3 separate regions of the Homo sapiens genome follow, and regions 1 and 2 are each linked to region 3. A link is a contact called in ENCODE Hi-C or POLR2A ChIA-PET data. All regions are on one chromosome and are shown on one strand. The core of a region is the stretch at or near the end of the contact, and the rest is flanking DNA. Distances in the headings are between cores, read along the strand shown.

What was found. Hi-C counts contacts between places; a loop is a spot of excess contacts on that map. ChIA-PET counts read pairs that join two places held with the same protein, here RNA polymerase II (POLR2A). Pooled maps may share reads with other maps.
Region 1: a map of CD4-positive, alpha-beta T cell shows a loop between it and region 3 (14-fold over the local background). The contact joins the promoter of GUF1 here to the promoter of DCUN1D4 in region 3. A Hi-C loop is called at or near these places in 3 of 168 maps with a recorded cell type or tissue (CD4-positive, alpha-beta T cell, CD8-positive, alpha-beta T cell and naive thymus-derived CD4-positive, alpha-beta T cell), 1 of 37 single-sample maps with no recorded cell type and 9 of 50 pooled maps. POLR2A ChIA-PET finds 5 or more read pairs at or near these places in 1 of 52 experiments (CD4-positive, alpha-beta T cell).
Region 2: a loop to region 3 is called in a pooled map, with 15 times the contacts of the local background. The contact joins the promoter of ATP8A1-DT here to the promoter of DCUN1D4 in region 3. A Hi-C loop is called at or near these places in 3 of 50 pooled maps.

Annotation. Positions count from the first base shown.
Region 1 is chr4:44,676,518-44,680,327 of GRCh38, reverse strand. GUF1 (GTP binding elongation factor GUF1) reads right to left here and starts at 1,908. Exons shown (of 17, transcript NM_021927.3): 1 at 1,541-1,908. The coding sequence starts at 1,705. RefSeq lists a silencer at 1,570-1,729 and an enhancer at 1,801-2,689.
Region 2 is chr4:42,655,779-42,659,503 of GRCh38, reverse strand. It overlaps ATP8A1-DT (ATP8A1 divergent transcript), which reads right to left and starts at 1,981. Exons shown (of 1, transcript NR_186688.1): 1 at 1,157-1,981. It overlaps ATP8A1 (ATPase phospholipid transporting 8A1), which reads left to right and starts at 2,399. Exons shown (of 37, transcript NM_006095.2): 1 at 2,399-2,679. The coding sequence starts at 2,631. RefSeq lists enhancers at 1,963-2,172, 3,163-3,212 and a silencer at 2,203-2,672.
Region 3 is chr4:51,841,457-51,845,222 of GRCh38, reverse strand. DCUN1D4 (defective in cullin neddylation 1 domain containing 4) reads right to left here and starts at 2,070. Exons shown (of 11, transcript NM_001040402.3): 1 at 1,956-2,070. The coding sequence starts at 1,980. RefSeq lists silencers at 843-962, 1,513-1,592, 1,693-2,042, 2,133-2,182, 2,193-2,342.

The DNA of each region.
Region 1 (3,810 bases), core at 659-3,158, 7.2 Mb after region 3:
TATTGTTTATATTATTATTCTAAGAAAAAGACATGTATGGCTAAGTTCATATTACAAGGAACATCAGTTTAATAGCCAAAGGTAACTATACAGCTAAATCATAATCCCTTAACATTTCTACACAATTTTTAGGGCCAATCAGGAACTGAATTTATTATCGTGAATGGAGAACATGAGACACCTAGAACTTCTAAAGGCCTGAGAATACCTTGTCTAGTAAAACTTTTGAGGCAATGGAGCTACAGAAAAGCTGAAAGAAGATAAATTTTCTGCTCCTATCACACATTTAATCAGGAATCAGATTTATTTAAAAATCTGTGTCTCTAATGGAGCCTCAAAATTTTATTTTAAATACAATTTTGCTACTTTGCAGCTTCTCTGGTGAGAAAGAAAAAAAGATGACATCCAACAAAAGACTTATCACTTAAAACTTAAAAATATTTTAAAATGGAACTCCTGGTTTTTCGTGTACACATCTTCTTTAACGTTTTACTGAAACACATCACAAATTGCTAGAAATTGTTATCAAGCAAAATATACCAGTTTTTTGTACTCTATTTTTTTCCAATCAACTGCATATTTCACAATCAGCAAAACCATGAAATTACAATGAAATATAAAATTCACGTGAGCTTTGTTTTTTAATAGCCCCATAAAGACAGATAATAAAAGCACAATTATAGCTGAAAGTCTGCCGAAAAAAAACTAATTCTGATGTTTGCCCTGTAGATTTTCTTTCCCTTCAGTTCAAAAGGTATAGAGAATTGCACCATCTTTATACTTCGAATTGCAATATAAATCCATTTTTAAAAACACAGGCATATTAGGGCCAAAGTTGATTAATTTAAGGTTTTGTCTTTCTGCCTACTTATAGCTTGCCTTCAGTCACTTCACTTTTCTGACTAAAATGTATCCATTCACAATTATCAGAGTTGTTGAACCTCCCACCCTCTCCCACCAGAGTCAAAATTACACAGGTTTGCTCTGGCTGAGGTAGAATGAAATAAAACTACAAAGACAGACCGAGAACTTCCTGCATTCTAGGTATTAGTCTAAAAAAGTCCACTTCTCACATCACACAAATCTCACAAATTAGCCACTGGATGTTTGATCAGTTCTGCATTCAACAAATGAAGTAGGAGAGTGACAATGTAGTAACTTGCCCAGGCCACATAGCTACTTAATTTGCAGGAAAATGGACGTTATATTAATATTTACTAGCAACTTGCTTAGTAGGCTTTTTAGAATTAAATAGATGAATAAACGCAAAGCACTTCGACCAGTGGCTCGCGTAAACAAATCAACATTTGACATTGAAAATGAGAAAACCTACAAAGTTAGTGACTTGCCCAAGGTCACACTAGTGAGGAGTGGAGGGTCGGGAACCTGAGCAGTGCTCACACTCTCCGCTCTGCCTCCCTGTACCAAGTTGCAAGCAGGGTTCAGAGCTAGTCCCAGAAAGCCCTATACATGTCCAAGATCGCATGGGGCACTCCAACGTTTGAAAACTTGGCTAAATCAGATTCCAGGGGGCAGTCACCTTGAATTCTGCGGAGCTGTAGAGCCTGTCGGTAGCCCAGGACTCTGGAGCAGCCCCAAGGGTCGGCGCGGACCGGGGCCCCGGGGCCACCAGAAGCGCGGCCCCAGTGGCTCGTGGCGCGAGAGCGCGTGCGCACCCCCAGCCCCGACCCACGAGGGTCCACATGACCCGGGCGGCGGAGGCGTCAGGAGAGGGTACCCACACGCAACAGCAGCATAGCCCGTTTTTTTTCGAAGGTACCCCCCGTAGGATCCGGTGGACAGGACTCAAACAGATCCTGTGAAGCGAAGACAATGAACCCCGGGGAGCTCTGCCCAAGTACCAGATCCGGAAGCAACCCGAAGCGGCGGCGCAGCTTGCCGACGTCTGCACGCCGCACGCTGTCGTGACATCAGCGCGTCTTGGCGCCGGGTAGTGGAGTGGTCACGTGAGTGGAGGCTTTCGATTGACTCCCTAAAACGCAGGGTGTAGACAGAGTACATATTAGCTTATATTGTCTGCTGAGTGCTGTGCCAATTCCTTTGCATTGTCTCTTTCTTACTACTGCCCTGTGGTGTGTGTACTGTCAGTTCCCCCAAACTACCTCTGGAAATCCGGACCGAGTGACTTGCCCAGGAGCTCACAGGTGGGGAGCTGTGGAGCCTGGAGTGCCGCCCAGGCAGTCTGATTCCCGAACCAGGAGCCGAGGTCTTAGTCCAGGGACTTAAAGATGCTATTATTAGCACAACGTTGAGACTTAGCCTTCTACCTAATGGCAAAATAATAATGGCACTTTTAAAATCTGGAGGTCGAAATGTATTCCCCATGTTGTCAGTGACAGAGCTAATCTTGAAGTGCATCTGAAAGGAAACGGGCCATAACATTGATTGCAATACTGAATCCAGGAAGGTTTTGGCAAGAAGTAAAGGTGGGAAAAAGTTCCATGCTGGACCCCCAATGTTTCCATCGTCATCAAGTTACCACTTCATGGAATGAGCTCTGACGAAGTAAGAATGGGGGATAAAACAGGTGATAGGAGGATTGCATCCAGTGTTTGTCTCCCACTATTTCTCTTGCGCTTTTCTGGAATATCCAGAATTTGGTGCGAAGGAGGGAGATGACAGCTGTGTTCAGTTCATCATTGTGACTGAAGACAGAATCATTCGTATTGTTTCCAGAGCCTTTGAAAGTTTCTTCATTTGGAGGATTTCTTAGGATCAAGAATTCTGTACCAGACTCAGTTCTTTCTTGGATTTTTTTTTCCCCCCTGAGATGGTGTCTCGCTCTGTCGCCCAGGCTGGAGTACAGTAGCGCTATCTCGGCTCACTGCAACCTCCGCCTCCTGGGCTCAAGCGATTCTCCTGCCTCAGTCTCCTGAGTAGCTGGGATTACAGGCGCGCGCCAGCAATCATGGCTAATTTTTGTATTTTTAGTAGAGACGGGGTTTCACCATGTTGGTCACGCTGATCTCGAACTCCTGACCTCGTGATCTGCCCACCTCGGCCTCCCAAAGTGTTGCGATTACAGGCGTGAGCCACCGCGCCTGGCCCTTTCTTGGAACTTTTATGAATTAAAACAGTACTTGATAGACGACTAATTCTGTCACACTTGTAAGAGAATGAATTTAACAACTATCTTGAAGTAAACACAATAATTTATATTCAATGTTGCCCAGACTTCCATAATTTGCACAATTACCCTCATTAATTTTCACCATATCCTGTCAAAGATAAAGGCAGACACCAGTTAAAGTGGTGAAGACAGATTTTTATTATAGTGATATACTAATGCAATCGGGAATAAGATCCAGAATGAACTAAACTACAATTTGTCCAGAGGCGACTGTATTTTAAAAGGAGAATGCGGGAGTAGGGAAAGAGAACAACTGGGCTTGATCAAAGTCAGGGAAACGGAAATTTACAAAAAACAATGGCGGAAGAATGGTCCATTTGAAATCCATCTGGGTTGTAAACTGTTGCTTATGGAAATAAGGCTCCTACCCTTCCCGCAGACACTAGGAAATGAGTGCTACTTTCACATGTTGGCTGGAACAAATAAATTATTTTGTCAGTCTTGAGCTTTCTCAGACAGAAATTTAAGGGGGCTTCATCTTAGAGATGCAGCCTTGAGCTGTTATAAACTATATGAGTTTGTTCAAGTCTTTTAATGTGTGGGCAAACCGGTAGGGGAAGGATGTGGATGAAATCATTTGTGCTGAGGGTCTGTAGTTTTTATAGGCAAGTTTGAGGCTTTGCTGATAAGAGGGCTTAGAAGAGTCAGGCTAGAGTTTG
Region 2 (3,725 bases), core at 732-3,231, 9.2 Mb after region 3:
ATAACCCTCTTCCTTCTAAGTCTATCAGCAGTATAGTCATATGACCTGAAAGATTTTAAATGATCTTGCTGACATCTGAATTCTACTACAGATTCCGTGACAAAGTCATGTGGCTGGAACCGGAGTTCCCTGCCAGGGGCTGGCACATTGCACTTCTCACACAATAGAAGGTGAGACGATCTGAGAGCCTTAAAATCAAGCAGATGCAGATTAATGCAATCCTCAACTTCAATCAAGTTCTGAACCAATAAAAATGTGTGATTTCTAGCAGTCAGGAATGAGTGGTTTTTAAGAAATAAGGTAGTTGGGATACGCTTGCCATTATGGATAAAGTGATAATATCAGGGAAAGGACACACGGTAATCTATAGACTATATCATGCAATATTCTTCTCTGTATAAGTGACTTGTTTCCTGTATCAATGACGTTTTCAACTTTGCTGATGAGTTAATGGGACACACATGTAAAAAATGGATTGCTCTATACAAAACAGAGGTAACTTCTGGAGTTCCTTCAGTTATTACTTGTAAATAAGCAGAATTGAACCTCAACCCCATCTGAGGACTAATTAGGAATTACAAAGGTGATTGCTCATAAATGAACTATCGTCATGCTGCTGCGCACTGATTTTTAATAAGAACTGGTTATGGCTTCATATAGAATTACACCTAAAATGTTAATCAGAAAAGCACTGCATTTCCTCCAGTTTCTGTTCGCTAACTTTTAAAGCTGATTATTATTTTTACTATTTTCCTTGCTATGTTAGCCCTTTAATTTTGTTTCAGACTCATGTTCATTAAGCCAGAGCAAGCCTGCTTTATACAAGGAGACCCTGGGCCTTGGAAGAAATAAAAATGCCCAGTGATGACAGTCCAGATAAAGCTGTGTTCATTTTTTACGTTTAGAAGACCATACTTTAAATCATGACTATCACTGAAACAGATAGATTCATTTATTGTTGAGTCCTGCTTTACCCTGAGATGTTCCATGAACACTGAGAATACATTTTCTTTGTTCTAATTCCAGCCTCTGAATCAGAGCCAACTAGAGTGGGCTCTTCATAAATATGCATTGACTGCCTGAGTATTAATGTAGGGCAGGGCTCTGATTAGCAAGTGCTACCTGCAGGAAGCAGAAGAAATACCACAAATGGAGATAGGACGCTATTAGCAGATTTTATTTCATTTTTTCCTGAGGCTTGGAAATAATCACTTCTCTCTCAGGTCAAACCTCTCCAGCTCTCTCCCTTCAGGATGTGAAAAGATCTCAAATAAAAGGCCTCTATGTGAGGATCTCTTTCGCTGGTTGCTGGAGGAAGAGCATGAAATGAGGGAAGAAGCAAATTGCTTCTGATTTATTGTTTCTGGTTTATTCCTTTCCTGCCAGTTCAGCAGCTCGCCAGAAACAGCACAAAACCTTACATCTTAACTTGAAGGTGAAGTATTTGTTTTGACAACTTTTTAGCATAGATCTCGGTATACAAAATAAAAGGTAATGAGGCTATGATAGTCTGAAGGACATCGGCAAATTAAAATTTAACATATTTATGGATTTTATACAAAGACTCCTCTCCCCTTTGCAGATAAAACGACTGCATCCAACTTTATGCAGATTTAACTAAAAGAAAAAAAAAAAGTCTTTTGTGAACCACCTGGGCCAATACTTAGTTGGCTTAATTGCTATTTCAGTGCCTTGTCAGGCTGCAGAGCCTGAACTAGGGAGATGCACCGGGCCCACTTGCAGGCGGGGCCCAGATGCACCCAAGCCCCATGGACAAGAGCACCATGGGCACCAGGGGCCTCCCGACCTGGCAGCCTGTTGCTAGTGGGCGAGGCAGGAGGACAAGTGCGGCTCAGGCCACGAGTCGGGCTGGGCGTGCAGAGAGGTTAGAATTACACCCAGATGGCGAACAGTCAGTCGTTCCTTTCCTGCTCTGGCTGGGAGCTAAACCTTGTAGTCCCAGACCCTTTCGCCTTCGCCTGCCGGCTCAGACCCAACAGCTCTTTCCGGACGACGGGCGGCTCCACTGCGATCAAAAGCCAGGGGTAGCGGGAGGGGATTCGTGAGAATGCAGCAGCCAGAGCAGTCTTTCCTTTCTGAGCAAGATGTGAGAGAGTCCGAGTGGCCTGGAGGAGGAACCGGGTCAACCAACTCCACAGGGCGGAGCGAAAACGCTGGAGGACTAAGGAGGCTAAGAGTTGATCCCCCCTTTGAGTCGTGATACGGTCCGAAGCGGGGCGGGGCGGGGCGAAGGAGGCTCCCCCTGGCTCTCCCCGCCCCTCACCCGCCTTCCTTGCTGAGCGGCCGCGGGAGGGGGAGCGCGAGCCCCGCAGGCCCCTCCCCCGGCGCCGGCGCCCGAGCTCCGCCCCTCGCCGAGCCGCCCCTCCGCGGCTGCAGCAAGAGCTCGCCCAGCTCTGCGGGCGCCGCCACCTTCGCCGCCACCGCTGCCTTTCTCCTCCTCCTGTCGGCGTGCGGGGGCCGCGCCCGGCGGCAGCTCTGCCCTAGGTGGGCGGCGGCGCGGCCCAGGCTGCAGCTGAGCGCTCTGCGCGGCGCAGCCGGGTCTCCCGCGTGTACCACGCCGTGACAGGTGCAGAGTCCGGGCTGAGGACCCACCTGCAGCCGCCGCCGCGATGCCCACCATGCGGAGGACCGTGTCGGAGATCCGCTCGCGCGCCGAAGGTAAGGGGCCGCCGAGGCTCGGGGCTAGCCCGGGGTCGGGAAGCGAGTGTGTGTGTGAGCGTGTGTGTTTATCCTGGAAGAGACCGCATCCTACCTCTTCCCCGGCGGCAGTCCGACTGTCGCGCCCGGCCCCTAGGGGACCCTTCCCCCCGCGCTGCCCCCAGTGTACTCGCAGACCCTTTCCAGGCTCCAGTACCCTCGAATGGGTGTTCTCCGCGGGAGCCCCGAGGCGTGCTTTGCACCGCAGTGTGACCATTAGGTCCCAGTCACTGAGCTCACTCGCCCTGCCCACCTCCCTCCCCACCAGTTCGATTTCCACTCAGCAGATCCCCAGCCCGCCGCCCCTGCCTCCGGCGCCCACCGTTTTGCAACCCCCTATCTGAGCTCCCAGCGAAGCGAGTTTGCTTTTCCCCGGCTGCAGGATCCTTTGATCCGTAGTCCCTTGGCTCTCGAAGCGCGGGGAGCCTTCATCGGGGTCGGGTGCCGAGTGGGTTCCCTGCATTACAGCTTCTGCAATTCTGCCTCCTGCAGCGGAGTCCCACCGGCTCGCGTCTGAGGTTTCGTTTTTGTGTTTCCCTTTTGCCCGAAACCCTCACTTCGGCCAGCTGAGCTGACTTTTCAGCCAGGTGGAAGCTGTTTTCTTTGCTCCACCTGGGGCCAGCTCTTGAATGGCCATGGTTGTCAACACTGAGCAACAGATGCTCCGGGGTAGAAGCAAGTAAGCTTTCCGAGGGCCCAGACTCTTCATCGTCTCCGAGGAGCCCTCAACATCCTGCCTGCCATGTGGCAGGCACTCTGTAAATATTATTTGATTTTGCTCGCGTCAAAGCCAAGACTGTAAATATCCCAAGGTTTGTTTGTCCTCTCCCATAAACCTGTACTTGAATCCTGCAGAGGGTGGAATAACATGTTTTTCAGAAATCTATCTTGCCATCATCGCTGATTCCCACTCTTCCTCCCCACCTCCATCTTTTAATGTGAGACAGGTGGTGAAGTGGTTTTAGAAAAATATATAAGTTAGGAGAATTGGATTTCAGGGATGGAGA
Region 3 (3,766 bases), core at 821-3,320:
ATGCAAGGGAATGCTGGAACCCAGTGCTTACACACACTGGATGCCAAAATTAAATACACCATTCTAAAGGCTGCTTTACATTGTGTTGCTTCTTAAATGTTTTCCCACAACCCGTGCGCATGATGGTACAAGACCAAGCATTTATTCCACAAGTAAGGCCACAAAATGCAGGGGGAAATTCACTTGGGGACCAAGAACCTAAGCGTGAAGAGGGCTGCGCCTGGCGTGGGCTCTCCCTCTCCCAAGGGAGAAGGGCTGGGGAGTCGCTCCGTCCCTGGGAACTCAACCGCCTCCCGAGAGCGCGCAGGAGCTGGCCGGGGAATAAAGCACGAGTTGGCCGAGCAGGAAGGCTCCAAGGGCGCGCTGCATGCCGGGACCCGTTTCCACAGTTACCCACGTGCACCCAACCCAACCGCGGCCGGGCGCGGCCGCGACTACAAGTCCCAGAATTCGGCGGGACCGCCTTTCCCCTTCATACCCGTTGACTGGAGACAAACCCTAAAGGAAACCCCTCAAGCGCCCTCCCAGCACGCCTGGGAGAAGTCGCGCCCCCCGGGCGTGGGGCGCGGCCTAGGGCCCGGCCATCCCTCTAAGGAAGCGGGTTCCATGGCACCAACCCCCACACCTGATAGCCAGAAATTAGACAACTGCGTCACAGACTATCAAACCCACGGACTGCCAGGGACCCCGACACCTCCCCGGCGCCAAGCCCCCGACCCGGCCATCAGGGCCCGACCCCTCCGGCTCCCGCTGCTGAAACCCCGCAGCCCGCACCCCTGCCCCGCCTCCTAGTCCCGCTGCCGGAGCCCGCGCCAGCGCTGACCTCGCTTCCCGCCGTCCGGGGGGAACCACGGCCAGTTCCAACCTTAGGGCACTTACCCCGTCTCCTCCACCTCAGCCCCGCCCCCTCCTCTCTCCGCACCCCGAAGCTTGGACTCCCCCCTTCAAGGGACCCTGCCTCGACAGGGAGAGGAAGTACCTCCCCTAAGCACAGTCTGACACCCCCTTAGCCCGGCTCCGGACCGAATCTGGACGTGACAGTCCTCCTGCCCAACTCCGCCCCACCTCCCCTTCCTCCCCGACTAGCTCCTCACCCCCATTTCATATTCTCCACCCCTGCCCCCACTCTGCCACCCCAAATCCTACCCACCTTTTTCTCCTCTTCCTCCCAATCGCCCTACCCTTCCACACCTGCCCCATCTCTTTACCCCAACATCTTCCACTCCCACCACTCTCCGTTACCCACCGCCCTTCCAACGCCCCTCCCGCCCCGCAGGACTCCCCAACTACCATTACACCCCAGTCCCTCCCACCACCTCGCTTTCCCGTTACATCAGCCCTCGTCCAGTCGCCCGCCCTCCTGCCCCGCTCGGCCGCTGCCCCCATTCCCCCACCCCATTGTTCGCCGCCCCCCCCCCACCCCCCCGCCAACCAGCCCTTCTTCCCATTGTCCCCGCCCCCGCGCCCCCCTCGCACTCACCCGCCTTTCTCACGGAGCCGCCCGCACCACTCAGCCCTTTGGAAATCCTCACCCTTGTGCCCCGCTCGCTCGCTCGCTCCCTCCCTCTCCCCGCCGGTGCCACCCCCCCACATCCCCGGCCCTGCCCGCTACAGCCCAACGCTGCCTCCACCTCCATGCACCCCGGACACTCCGATCTCGGCCCTTCATCGCACGTCCAGCCCTCCCTTCCCCCAACACTGAAAGAGAGCCAGTCCCCACCCCCCTCACCTCCGCCCTCCCCGCAGGCCGGTCCCTTCCCCCCACGCCCGCCCCCGCCCCACGCCGCCCGCAGCGTCACCGCCCGCCCCGGCCCCGGGAGGGGAAGGGGTGGTTCCCAGGCAGGGGCTCCCGGCGCGTTTCGGGACCCGAGGCGTGGGGCGGGGACTGCGGGAGCCGAGTGGCGAGTTTGGCAGCCGCCCGGCCCCGGCCCGCTGGCTGGCTCTCTGCTACTCACTGACAGCGGCGGCATCCGAGTGCATTTTCAGGCAGCTCACACCCGGCTCGCCGCCCAGGCTCCCGCGCTCGCCTCGCGGTCCCCCCACCAGCTCACTGCACCTCGGCTCGAAGCTGAGGACCCGCCGCCGGGCACTCCCAGCCCGCCCATCTCGCCTTCTCCATTGGCTAAACCGCGGCTCAGGGGCCGCCCTGCTGCGTCTCTCATTTGACAAAAGGAGTGCCCATAGCGCCGGTCTGGAGCTGGCAACGAGGCCCCGCCCCCCACTGGCCAATACGATTGGTCCTGGGGCCTTGTCTCCGTAACGCCCCTGGCGGAGGCCATGCTCCGGAGCAGCGGGTTGGGCCCGGCTGCTGTCAGTCACCCCCAGGGGTCCGAGAGCGCGTGTAGGGGCGAAGCTGGGAAATTGGTCCACCTTGACCCTGAAACCCCGCCCAGTGGCGGGCGGGATTGGTGGAGCTGGAGACCCACCAAGAAAGATGGGTCGGCGTCTGAAACAAAGCACGCGAAGTGTTTCCCAAAGAATAGAGCAGCGCAGCGCAGTTGGGGGCGGCTCGTACCAGCTGCTGGAAGTAGGGAAATGCGTCCGTCCCTAGCGCCCGGCGCGACGCGGCCGGGTCTCCCGCCACTTGTCCCACGACACTTGTCCAGTTCGCGCCGAACTCGGACTGGGACTTCTCTTGTCAGCTGCTTCCTACCGCAGGAAACTGGATTAAGAATTGCCGCGTCTTAATTTCCAGCAAACCTTCTGGTGGGGAGCAAATTTCCATTTCTCCTACGAAGATCCATCCTCTCCCCACTTTCGAAATGTACTTCTTTTCCAGAGTCCGCATACTTGTTTCGCAGAGTTCGCACACTTCTTTCCTCTAGTCACTAATGTCTGTTAAAGAGGCTTCGAATGCCACGAGCATTGTCCGTCACACACATCTGTATGCCCCAGACATCAGACAGAAATACAGGGCCGCGCTCTGAGCTGCGGACTGAGCCTAACACATGGACGAGTCCAGGGGGCAGACCACCAGCCCGTGAAAGACCCCCGGCGGCATCTAAGAAAACCTGTCACTCCCGCGGAGAGGCCGTCCAGAAATTGAAACTGGCTGTTATTTGGCAGAGGGAGACGTTAATTTTGGTGAATTCTTCTGACCCTAAGTCAAGAATTCGCACCATTTCCATGAGTCCTGCCCTGATTTTTCAATACTTGAAGCTAACTTATCACACCGCATTATGGTAACAGAACAATATTTCGAGATATTAACGGAGGATTCCCCCCACCCCAACCCACCCCCACCCTACCCTGCCTCCACCCTCATCCCAGCCACCAACTCCAACAACAACACACCTACAAGGCATCCCCATATCCTAAGGCCCTGGGCCATCTGGGAGCCTCAAAGAGTAGGTGACACCACAAATCACAGGTAACAGAACGCACGGTCTTTTTGGTTTTAGATTTCTACAGCCCAGGCTTTTGGGTTTCCAGGCTCTGAAATTTAGATTTTAAATCAGGACACAAATGTTATGCTATTTGGAAGGGGCTCAGACAAACCAGTTTCTGTGTCCCACAGCACTCCCATGGTAAAATGCTCCCTCCATCTTAATCGCTAATTTCTCTTTAATAAATTACATCCTTATAATACTATTTATATAATATTTTTATCATTCAAACATTTATGAATCACTTTATGGAATCTCAGAACTGTACCTGAAGTTATTTATTATTTGCTTCAGGTTCTTTCGCAAGACAAGAATCTCTCATAGAACATCCTTATTGATCACCTTTATCATGACAGTACCTCAGCGGGGCCCCACAGTGA